Regions from separate parts of the Homo sapiens genome. Here regions 2 and 3 are each linked to region 1. Evidence: read pairs that join two places in POLR2A ChIA-PET (ENCODE). Cell type or tissue: MCF 10A. All regions are shown on one strand. Region 1 has its middle 14 kb from the start of CXCR1. Region 2 overlaps ARPC2 (actin related protein 2/3 complex subunit 2). Region 3 overlaps ARPC2 (actin related protein 2/3 complex subunit 2).

What was found. ChIA-PET counts read pairs that join two places held together with the same protein. Peaks named below come from ENCODE experiments on the same cell type or tissue, not always from the same donor. Only the 100,000 strongest peaks of a DNase experiment are listed, where the experiment ranks them.
Region 2: POLR2A ChIA-PET joins it to region 1 with 5 read pairs; 2 of 35 experiments call an interaction of 5 or more read pairs at or near these places.
Region 3: POLR2A ChIA-PET joins it to region 1 with 5 read pairs; 4 of 35 experiments call an interaction of 5 or more read pairs at or near these places.

Annotation. Positions count from the first base shown.
Region 1 is chr2:218,151,001-218,155,000 of GRCh38, reverse strand. No RefSeq gene overlaps it. Among named protein-coding and RNA genes, the nearest start is that of CXCR1, 14 kb to the left of the region's middle. In MCF 10A, no CTCF peak of the experiment used is centred here; DNase peaks (open chromatin) are centred at 2,010 and 2,600.
Region 2 is chr2:218,233,037-218,237,036 of GRCh38, reverse strand. It overlaps ARPC2 (actin related protein 2/3 complex subunit 2), which reads right to left. Exons shown (of 11, transcript NM_152862.3): 5 at 2,640-2,685. Among named protein-coding and RNA genes, the nearest start is that of TRY-ATA1-1, 11 kb to the left of the region's middle. In MCF 10A, no CTCF peak of the experiment used is centred here; no DNase peak of the experiment used is centred here.
Region 3 is chr2:218,253,387-218,257,386 of GRCh38, reverse strand. It overlaps ARPC2 (actin related protein 2/3 complex subunit 2), which reads right to left. Exons shown (of 11, transcript NM_152862.3): 11 at 3,039-3,496. The coding sequence ends at 3,472. Among named protein-coding and RNA genes, the nearest start is that of GPBAR1, 5.6 kb to the left of the region's middle. In MCF 10A, no CTCF peak of the experiment used is centred here; no DNase peak of the experiment used is centred here.

The DNA.
Region 1 (4,000 bases):
CCCTGGGTTGGGGGAATTCTTTCAGTCATTAAGCCAGGGATGAGAATGGAGTTTTGAAATTGTTCTCCAGCATAGGATCCTCTTTTCTAAGCCTTCAACTTCATGAGCAAATGGGCACACTCCAGTCCAACGTGTAAGCTCAGCCTCTCACTAACAGGTAGGTCTGTGCTCACTGGTAGGACCGCACTTTGGACTTAGATGCTAACATTAATCTGTTGGAAGATTTTGCAAGGAGACAGAGAGAGGAGCAATCTGGGATTCCTGAGGGCTTTGTTGCAAGGGAAGAGCAACGAGTTGTTGAAAGGCACCCAGGCCGGGTGCAGTGGCTTACACCTGTAATCCCAGCACTTTGGGAGGCTGAGGCGGGTGGATCACTTGAGGTCAGGAGTTTGAGACCAGCCTGGCCAACATGGCAAAACCCTTTCTCTACTAAAAATACAAAAATTAGCCAGGCATGGTGGCGCACACCTGTAGTATTCCCAGCTACTGGGGAGGCTGAGGCAGGAGAATCGCTTTGAGCCCAAGAGGTGGTGGTTGCAGTGAGCTGAGATCGCACCACTGCACTCCAGCCTGGGTGACAGAGTGAGACTCTGTCCCCCCCCCCCCAAAAAAAAAAGACCCAAAGATCAGCTGCTTCCGCCCTATTTCCATGAAATTGTCACTTTGATCCCTGAATTCTATTTTAGATTCTACAACACAAGGAGAACCCTTATCTAAATCCTTATATGTATAGTGTGTTTCCCGTGATATCATAATTGAAGACTTACTCTGTGCCAGGCACTGAAAAAAACACTTTTTACATAAATTATTTTATTTAATGGTCATCAAGACCTGATGGTAGGAATTATTATTATCCTTATTTTACAGAAGAGGAAAATAAGGGCCAAAGAGATTAAGTCCCTCACTCAAGATAACAGCAGCGGGTAAGTGGCAAAACTGGAGTTTAAGTCAAGGACCAGCTGCCTTCGGAGTCTGAGCTCTCAACTGCTGTGTGACACACAGAGAGGTGCTGTGGTGGAGAGAGAGCCACAGGGTGAATTTGCGGTAGCCTAGGGCTTAGTCTATCCCGACTTGTGTGATCGTGAGCAAGTAATTTAACTTCTCTGGACCCCTCCCTCCTTGAAGGGATGGCAGCATTGGAAGCTTGTTGTCAAGGTTCAGGGTAATGTATGCCAGGCTTTCAGGGTAGACTAAGGTCTCCATAAATGGCAAACATTATTTATCACAGCAGAGAAGTCTTGGAAAGGCAAGTCCACTGGGAAATCGGGATGTAACTCCAAATCCTCTAACTGTGATGGCAGTGTTTCCTACATGATGTCATAGCTCCAGGGAGTTGGGAGGAGAGTTGAGATATACCTCTTTCCAAGAGATGTTTTGAGATGAAAAGATAAAGCTTGGAAAGTGATCAAGGTATATCCTTGTTCCTGTGACATCCATTTTTTTCTCTTCTGGATTGCCCATCAGCTCACAAGCCTGTTGTAGGAGTTCCCATCTTATAACAACCCTCCCTTGATCCCACATCTCATCAGCTACGGTCCTATTTTTCTGCTCCACTTTGCAGCTAAGGTCTGAGGCCCACTGCTCAAAGGGTGCTTCAAGTCTGTGAGGGGAGATTAGCAACATTGAGCAGAGTCTCAGTTTGAACCTAAACTGGGCTCACTCTGGAATTCACGTAAGTCAGTGCAAGCAATGTCCCTGAAAGAAATGAAGGGTTGAGAGCTCTTAGGGAGGAGCTCATTTCTGGGGGTCAGGAGGAAAGCACACAGGCCTGCTAAAGGCAATGCCTCAGGGTTGGGGCTTAGGGAGACCTTGAGGGCTACAGGAGTTGAGTGCTGAGGCCAAGACCAACCCAGGTCCAGGGCTTCTCACCTAAGTAGTAGGGAGATGGGGCTGGGAGTGAAAGTGAAAAAAACTGGGGAGATTTTGGCAGTGCCAGCAACACACTCAGGGAAACCTGGCCCTGTTCCCCTGCAGGTGGCCGGGTTGGAACTGGTAGAGGGTGGAGGCAAACTTGGCAAATGGGTACAGGCAGCCTCAGGGATGCATGTGGGAGGAGGGACCTTGGAAGGCTACCTGAGGTGCTGAGTCACAGGCTGACTCATGGGGTACACAGGTACAGAGTGTGAACACAGAAAGAGCCAAAAAAAGGGTAAAAAAAGAAAAAAAGCACTCATATTTCCACCACTCAAAGTCAACCCAGTGCACATTTTGGTTTATTGCCTTCTAGCATTAAAAAACAATAAAGAGTTGATTTTTCAGAGTGGTTTTAGGTTCACAGCAAAATTGAACAGAAAACCTTCTAGTAATTTTTCTTTACTTTACTTTTTTTTTTCTTTTGAGTTAGAATTTTGCTCTTCTCGCCCAGGCTGGAGTGCAATGGTGTGATCTCGGCACACTGCAACCTCTGCCTCCTGGGTTCAAGCGATTCTCCTGCCTCAGCCTCCCGAGTAGCTGGGATTTCAGGCACCTGCCATCATGCCCGGCTAATTTTTGCATTTTTAGTAGCGATGGGATTTCACCATGTTGGCCAGGATAGTCTTGAACTCCTGACCTCAGGTGATACACCCGCCTCGGCTTCCCAAAGTACTGAGATTAAAGGTGTGAGCCACTGCGCCCAGCCACATTTTTTCATTGCGGTATTTCTTCTTGAATGTTTCAATGTCATGTGTCATAGCATCACAATGTCTTGTCAGTACAGCTTAGGTTCATACTATTTTCGTTGAATAATTTAATGCAGTTTTCATGTTATTATGTTTCAATCTTTTTTCATTTTTAAAAATCAGCCTACATCATGCTTTGATTTCATGTTATTATCATATTTAACATTTCCTTGCCTGTTATATTCCTCCCACTTAGTGATTTTCTCCGGCTTTCTCCTGGCCTCTTGTTATTTTGGTCACTTTCCTCTCTAGCTTGCCATCCCAAGGTTGTGCATGGTCTTGCTTTCTCTCTCAGCTAGTTGCCTCCCATTGACCTAAGAAACTAAGGCTGCTGGGCCGGAGGCTCCTCAGCAATTTGACGCCTCACCAGCATCCACACTTACTCTCCTCTCCTCCCTGTCTCTCATCTGATGTCCAGGGAGGAGGTGGCCTCTGCTCCTTCTATTTGGTTGAATCCCCCTGCAGTGCCTGATCCACCCACCTCCTCAGCAATGTTGAACCTGCTCTGGCTTCCTGCCCCCTCTTACCCCACTGTTGTGTCAACCTCTCCCAGTCTTCAGCTCCTTCCCTAGGTCTCTGCATATGGGATTTCCGGACAACACTTCCTCTCTGTAGCATTTGACCCTATTTGTATCCTTTCTTCATTTATGAAAAAAAAATGGAGCAATGTCTGTGTGTCAGGCCTCCCGCAGTACCTGAGGAACAGCAGGAGCAAAGTGTTCACAAATCCCTGCCCTACAAAAGCCTAAATCCACACCTCTTGCCTGATTTTTTTTTTTTTTTGAGATGGAGTCTCGCTCTGTCTTCCAGGCTGGAGTGCAGTGGCGTGATCTCGGCTTACTGCAAGCTCTGCCTCCCGGGTTCACGCCATTCTCCTGCCTCAGCCTCCTGAGTAGCTGGGACTACAGGCGCCTACCACCACGCCCAGCTAATTTTTTGTATTTTTAGTAGAGACGGGGTTTCACCGTGTTTGCCAGGATGGTCTCGATCTTCTGACCTTGTGATCCACCCGCCTCTGCCTCCCAAAGTGCTGGGATTACAGGTGTGAGCCACCATGCCCGGCCTCCTCTTGCCTGATTTTTTAAAAAACCACAAATCCCCAGATTCATAGTATGAAAAGGAGAAAATTTTATAAATTTATAAAAAATTTATAAAAGATTATCTTGGGGGTTAGGGGTTGTGGCTCACACTTATAATCCCAGTGTTTTGAGATGCCAAAGAGGGAGGATCATTTATAGCCAGGAGTTTGAGACCAGCCTGGGCAACATAGTGAGACCCCTGTCTCTATAAAAAATTAACACAATTAAAAAACATTAAAAAATGAGAAGATTCAGAAAAAC
Region 2 (4,000 bases), 82 kb before region 1:
TGAATTCCCAGAAGCCGGCTGGAACACTTGATTATAGAATCAAATGATTAATAAGTGTCAAACTGCCTAGAGATGTTTTTGCAAGAATATTTCTACATCACTGAGGATCATTTTATATTCTAGGCAACTGACGGGAATAACTTCACCAGAACTGTATGGCTTTCACACTTCTAAGTATCTGAAACCTCATTACTATTTCATTTTTTCCCAAAAGCATTCCTGAGATCTGTATTTTTTTTTTTTTGAGATGGAGTTTTACTCTTATTGCCCAGGCTGGAGTGCAATGGCATGATCTCGGCTCACCACAACATCCGCCTCCCAGGTTCAAGCGATTCTCCTGCCTCAGCCTCCTAGGCAGCTGGGATTACAGGCATGCGCCACCAGGCCTGGCTAATTTTGTACTTTTAGTAGAGACGGGGTTTCTCCATGTTGGTCATGCTGGTCTTGAACTCCTGAATGCAGGTGATCCGCCCGCCCTGGCCTCCGATAGTGCTGGGATTACAGGCATAAGCCACCGCGCCCGGCTGAGGTCTGTGTTTTTTGTTGAGCATGGGCTCTTCGGGAGGATGGGCTAAATCTTTGCTCTAGATAATGCTTAGCACATTTTATTTAATACTGGAGAGGCACTCCAGTATTAAATAATATCAATCATCATTCTATTTTGGGTACTTGAAAACCAAATAAGCACACAGATTACAAGGTTAGATTAAAAAAGAAAAGATTTAGAGCTGAGGTTTGCTAGTTTTAGGAAGCCAAATAAGAGCAAATAAAACTATAGCTAAGGTAAAGTCTGTCTTTAAGTAAGGCTTCTAACATGATGAACAGAATATACTGAGGATGAAGAGAAGTAAAAATCTAGTATAACTTGCTGAGTTTTCCAAACGTGCCTAGATAAACCCATTAAAAAAGAGGAGGAGAGACTCTACGGTCTTTTTTTTTTTTTTCTCGAGACTGAATCTTGCTCTGTCGCCTAGGCTAGAGGGCAGTGGCGCAATCTCAGCTCACTGCAACCTCTGCCTCCTGGGTTCAAGCGATTCTCGTGCTTCAGCCACCTGAGTACCTGGTATTACAGGTGGCTGCCACCATGCCTGGCTAATTTCTGTATTTTTTATAGAGACAGGTATCTCATTATGCTGCCCAGGCTGGTCCTGAACTTCTGAGCTCAAGCAATTCACTCACCTTGGCCTCCCCAAAGTGCTGGGATTACAGGTGTGAGCCACTGCACCTGGTTGAGACACTACTTTCACACACTTTTACATTTCACACTTCTATGAAGACAGGGTCTGCAATCTGGCAATGTCTATGATTTAGTGGGAGGTAGAAGGAGGCCCAGGGACAGAAACATAAACTTTCCATGTCAGGATGTTGGCTGTGACAAGCATGCCCAAGACTTTGGACATGATTTTTCTGTTCTAGATCTGTTTGTTTCTTTCTTTTAATACCTTGATTTTGCCAAAAGCCTACAGTGTTATCTTGGCTTTTATTTCTGTGACACATTCATCCCGCCAATTTGGAGATTAAAAAAAAAAAAGGTGCTGGGTATGGTGGCTCATGCCTGTGATCCCAACTCTCTGGGAGGCGGAGGCTGAGGTGGGTAGATTGCTCAAGGCTAGGAGTTTGAGACCTCCTTACTCTGTTTTGGCAGTATGGGCAGCAGACAGTGAGACTCTGTTTCTACAAAATATTAAAAAAATTAATTGGGTATGGTGGCATGTGCCTGTAGTTCCCAGCTACCGGAGAGGCTAAAGCGGGAGGATTGCTTGAGCCCAAGATTTGGAGGAGGCTGCAGTGAGCTATGACTGTACCACTGCATTCCAGCCTGGGCAACAGAATGAGACTGTCTGAAAAAATAGGTGAGGTGATGAAATAAGCTAGCACAAGTAACTGCTGTTAAGAGTGACAGAGAACTTCCTTCTTAGAAGACTTTTCTAATCAAGGTACCAAAGTTGTAATAGTTGAGTAAAAAATATTATGTTCCAATGGTCTTACTACCTGGTTCTCACTTTGGGGTCCTGCTAAATGCCTCAGAATTTGAGACATGCCACTGAATCACAGGGTAAAAAGGCTGTTCAGTTTTTCCACTTTAAACCTCCTTTTTAAAGCAGTATAACATAGCTGTTCTATTCAAGGATGACACGGTGCCTTTCAATTCCTCTGGCCATGAATGTTGAGACAACCTATTAGAAGACTGGATTAAGAAAGGGTCTGATTTTTATTACTTGAAATCACAAGAATAGTGTGGTGAATATTCCTCTTCTTTCTCCAAATATGTAGTATGCAGAATTACTAAGGGCCGAGGGTGGGAATCAATGTTTGCTCATTCTTTTCAAAGCCATTTTAATCACCATGAACAAACAAATGTGGCCCTCTGGCTGAAAGATTAAGTAAGAGTCATGTGGCCCCATCAAGTAAATGTTAAAAATGTCACACATCAATTTTGTACCTCTACTGTGTTCCATATTGGACAAAGCAAAGCCCCTTAAAAGCTATTTTTATGGACGGAGTTGAAATTAGGAATGGGCTCATGCAGAAATATTTGTAATAATATTTAAACGAAATCCTTTGGGTAAAAAAAGCATAATATAAAAAGGACACCTCTCTTCCCATGTCATTCCATAGTTGCTCACATGACTACATACCTGATTCTGGATTTACCAAGAAACTCCCGTACACCCTCTTTAATAACTAGAAAATAAAAACAAAACAAAACCAAATACGTTAATCCAAAGGCCATGATAATTTCATTATTTTTAAAGTACTGCACTTGCCAAGCTCTTCCTAAGTTGGCATTCTTCCTAACTTTCATTTGGTGGATGGGAAAGTAGAGACAGAGGGGAAGTGGATTTAGTCACCAAACAAGTCACAAAACTGAGATGAGTATCTTTTTATGCCTGGGACAGAGTGCAATGGCGCGATCTCGGCTCACCACAACCTCCGCCTCCTGGGTTCAAGTGATTCTCCTGCCTGAGCCTCCCAAGTAGCTGGGATTATAGGCATGCGCCACCATGCCCGGCTAATTTTTTTTTGTATTTTTAGTTGAGATGGGGTTTCTCCATGTTGGTCAGGCTGATCTTGAACTACTGACCTTGGATGATCCACCCGCCTCGTCCTCCCAAAGTGCTGGGATTATAGGCATGAGCCACTATGCCTGGCCGAGAATCTTTAATCAAAGCTCATCCTTTTTTAGGACTTGACTACACCCTTAATATGTTCTCTGTTCTCCTCCAGATCCTACATTGTACTTAATCATGTTTTGTTTTCAAGAGAGCAAAAGGATGCCAAATTCCAAGTGAGAGAACAGATTGTTAGTTATCAACCTAAGTACAGACTGAGCCACTAACCCAGGTGAATAAAGAGAAAAAACCAGGACTCTCGGGAACTGATCTGTTTGTCTGCTGATCTTGTATGCTTTAAAATTACTCAGTGCATAGCCAGCTCTTAAGGCAAAGGACAGTCAATAATGAAATCTTAGCTAGCTATTAATACTGGTGTCCAGAAGGTTGTATACTCTCCATGTCTTTCCCCCCAAACCAGAACCTACTGCTGGCTACTTTCCAGGTTTTTGAATTAAATGAAAACAACAACAAAAAAAACCCAAAAAACCAAGAACCCCTTTTATACCTTCTGCTATGGTTTGAATGTCCTTTCGAAAACTCATGTTAAAAATTATGATTTTTTTTTTTTGAGACGGAGTCTTACTCTGTTGTCCAGGCTGGAATGCAGTGGTGCAATCTCAGCTCACTGCAACCTCCATCTCCTGGGTTCAAGCGATTCTCCTGCCTCAGCCTCCTGAGTAGCTAGGACTACAGGCATGCACCACCATGCCTGGCTAATTTTTCCACACCCAGCCAAAATTTACGATTATTATTATTGTTTTGGAAGCAGGGTCTTACTCTGTAGTCCAGGCTACAGTGCATTGATACAATAGCTCACTGCAGCCTTGAACTTCTAGGCTCAAGTGATCCTTCTACCTTGGCCTCCCAAAGTACTGGGATTACAG
Region 3 (4,000 bases), 100 kb before region 1:
AATTACAGGCATCATAATGCTTATGATGTAACAGACATTTATTCTCTTTTCCTTTTACAAATCCTCAGGTAGGTGGCATTATGTCCAATTTAAATGAGGCTACCAGGGCTCAGATTAAGAAATTTGCTGTCACATAGCTATTAGATGGCGGCACCTGGATTCAAACTGTTCCTCTACAGCCCATATCCAAGGACGCCTACACTTACCAGGTGTGAACCCTTGGGGCACTGGCTTCCTGAGACTAGGAAGAAACAACTAGATCCCTTTTTTCCAGCCCACACCCTCAGTGTGCTTGACCCTCATCCTGAGACATTCCTCCTGCGGTCCTAAGGCCTCGACTGGTCACGATGGGCTGCTTCATCTGTGACGAGGGTCTTTGAGGCTAGATCCATACTAACGCCAAGTGTGTCCTTGTTAAGAGAAGAGTCAATCTGGATACGGGTTTACACCAGTATGGATTTTTCTTTTTTCTGGGACAGGGTCTCACTCTGTTGCCCAGGCTGGAGTGGAGTGGCACGACACAGCTCATTGCAGCCTTGACCTTCAGGGCTCAAGCAATCCTCCTGCCTCAGCCTCTTGAGTAGCTGGGACCACAGGCATGCACCACCACATCCAGCCGATTTTTATTTTTTGTAGAGGCAGGGTCTTGCCATGTTGTCCAGGCTGCACTACACATTTATTTATTTTTGAGACAGAGTTTCGCTCTTGTTGTCCAGGCTGGAGTGCAATGGCGTATCTTGGCTCACTGCAACCTCCGCCTCCTGGGTTCAAGTGATTCTCCTGCCTCCGCCTCCCGAGTAGCTGGGATTACAGGCACCCGCCACCATGCCCAGCTAATTTTTTTTTAGTAGAGATGGGGTTTCACCATGTTGGCCAGGCTGGTCTCAAACTCCTGACCTCAGGTGATCCACCCGCATTGGCCTCCCAAAGTGCTGGGATTACAGGCGTGAGCCACCGTGCCCAGCCAGATTTATTTTTATAGAGATGGAGAAGGAGTCTCACCGTTACCCAGGCTGGTCTCAAACTCCCGGGATCAAGCAATCCTCCTTCCTCATCCTCACAAAGTGCTACGATTACAGGTGTGAGCCACTGTGCTCAGCCTGCACTATGGATTTTTAATGTTGACAGTGTCTTGGAACTAGTTACTTCCTTAGGATTTACTGCTGTAGAAAATATTTATGCCTTTTCATTTTTCTCCTAACTCCATATCTTCTAAGCAACCTTGGTTCTGTCACCTACAGTACTTACCAGAAATCGGATTCCTACTACTGGCAAAAGAGTACAGTGAGCTCCAACATTAGTTATGTTCTACTAAGGAAGAAAGCAAAAACTCAGCTGGACATAGTGGCAGGTGCCTGTAGTTCCAGCTACTCCGGAGGTCAGGAGCTTGAGTACAGCCTCGGCAACACAGTGAGACCCTGTCTCTAAAAACTAAAATTAAAACAAAAAAAGAGCAAAAACTGCTTCTAGTCAAAATTACACTTGAAAACCCCTTAAATAACTCATGGGGTAGAGAATGCATATGTTGCTGTCAATATATCCAATTAATCTAGGTTTTCCAAGTACCAGAAGTAAGTGGTCAGGGGCACCCTGAGCAGCCAATTAGAAATCAGAGTACCTTGAGCTCTCTAGCAGCCCATTTTAGTGAAATAAAATCAAGTCTGATGACTGAACGACCTGTGGTTTTCAAAATTCTCCACTGTGACTCACAGTCAAGAGACATTTCTACAATCCAGTCATGATGTGCATATGTAACTAAAATACGTTTCCACATCAACACTTACCCTTAACAGATGTAATGCACTCTGATACTATTCAATTGCTTAAAAATGCTGGCGTCACACAAAGCTACACGTATGATAAAAATGCACAGATGTACATCTCATACAGTGCACGTAAATCCGGCCAAATCTGAAGGTGTGTGGACTATACTAATGATTTTTTCTTGGCTGTGATGTTATACAACAATTATACAAGATGTTAGCATGGTGGGGGAACCAAGTGGAAGGTATACAGGATCTCTCTGTATTGTTTCTTACAACCGTATTTAAATCTACAGTTATCTCAAAATCAAAAGTTTAGAAAACAAAAATGCTTGTTGTGATATAGTCACACCACAATTAATGGGTCCCAAGCCAGTATGAAACACTGCCATAGATGGAAGGCAGAAACCATTAGAATGACCATCAGACCGTTGCAGGTGCCCCTAAAATTCTCCTCTTAATTCCTTACACCAAGCAAACTTTCTGAAGCAATTTCATTTCAGGGACCAGAGTCCTGCTGGGGGACAGCTGCTCTACTAGGCTCTGTACTGTTTTTGACAACTGCTCTCCCTGAGAGCAGTCTTTTGGGCTGCCATGTGAGAAAGACAAACTGTGGCCAATTAGTCTGCATCAGACCCACACCTGAATACTCATCAATGTCCTGCAGGACCACACACTAAGGAACACATTTTGGGAAATTCCACACATTATTCACAATAAAAAGATAAACCAGAAAACCCTTTAATTTCTCTGTCATTGACCAGGGAGCTTCAGGAGCAGCCACAGAGTCTCAGGGACCAAGCTTTATAAGGAAGCATGTAAGTTTGTATTAATAGCTCGCTGGGTTCCATAGCTCATGCCTATAATCCCAGCACTTTGAGAGGCTGAAGCAAGCAAACTGCCTGAGTCCAGGAGTTTGAGACCAGCCTGGGCAAGATGGCGAAACCTCATCTCTACTAAAAATAAAAAAAATTAGCCAGGCATAGTGGTATGCGCCTGTAATCCCAGCTATTTGGGAGGCTGAGGTGGGATGATCACCCGAGCCCAGGAGGTAATGACCCTGTCTCTCAGGGGGAAAAAAAAAAAGTTTAAATATAGCTCACTGGCCAGCCATTCTCTCCTCTAGGGAAGGTGAGGATCTAAACCTGATGGGCTCCTGAAACTAGGGCTTCCCAGCTTAGGTTTGCAGGTTCAAGGGTAGTATAGGTCTATCCTTCTTCCTTCCTTCTCTTCTCACTTTGGACTCGCAGTCCAGAAACCCAGCAAATTCTCATGTAAGATAGAAAGATTTTCTTTATTAATGACCCCAACCGTATTTCTTTAGATACAGGAGTTTTGAACTCAAATACTTAGGAGAAAACAAGTTATGACTGCATTATCCTGCAACTCATTACCAGTAATATATTGCAAAGCGAAACAGCTTGGAAAAGAGGGTGGGAGAAAAGGGAAGTGAGGGAGGGAAGATAAAGAAAAGGAATTAAGTTGATCAAGTGGAATTCTTTTTTTTTTTTTTTTAATTCTTGGGAACTATGAAGTCTTTGCAAGCACAGCTCGTTTCTGCAGATTATTTTCCAAACGTGTACAAAATGGAACCAAAACGGAGAATCCCTTAAGAACCTGAAGAGGCGCAACATTAAAAGCTACGATTATCCAGTAGCAAGTGTTCCAGCCTTCAGTTGCCAGCCGCTTCCTCCTCTTATTCCCAAGATTAGCGGGATGAAAACGTCTTCCCCCTTCAAAAGGAGAGATAAGTGCGAAGGTCAGTTTCTGGCTGCCCTTTCCTCCCACCCCACACTCCTAGACTAGATGGGATCCCAAAGAAACACCAAATGAGAGGTGGAAAGGGCTAGATTCCTTAAGCAGAGGCACTGGAACCACAGGACATCGGCTAAAATCTGGCTTTCACAGAATGGTTTCACGAGCTCTTCCTTCCTATTGGATACTTTGGATGCCCGGGAATATCAGTGTTAAGCCCACAAGGACATTCAACGTACCAAGTTAGATAGAAGAATCACTTGTTCACAATTTCTGGATGGCCTAGACGTACCTGAATTTCCGACTAGGCTCAAACCGTCTTCTTAGTACTACCTCATTTGTCAGCTCCTCCTACACAGTGTATACCTCTCAGGGCTCCCAGATAGCAGTTCCTTTATCTCTCACCATGAAGGCAGGTGGCTGGTTCAGAGCAATCCTCAGAACTTCCAAGGCTAAAGGTATTTCTGCTATCACGTGGTGAC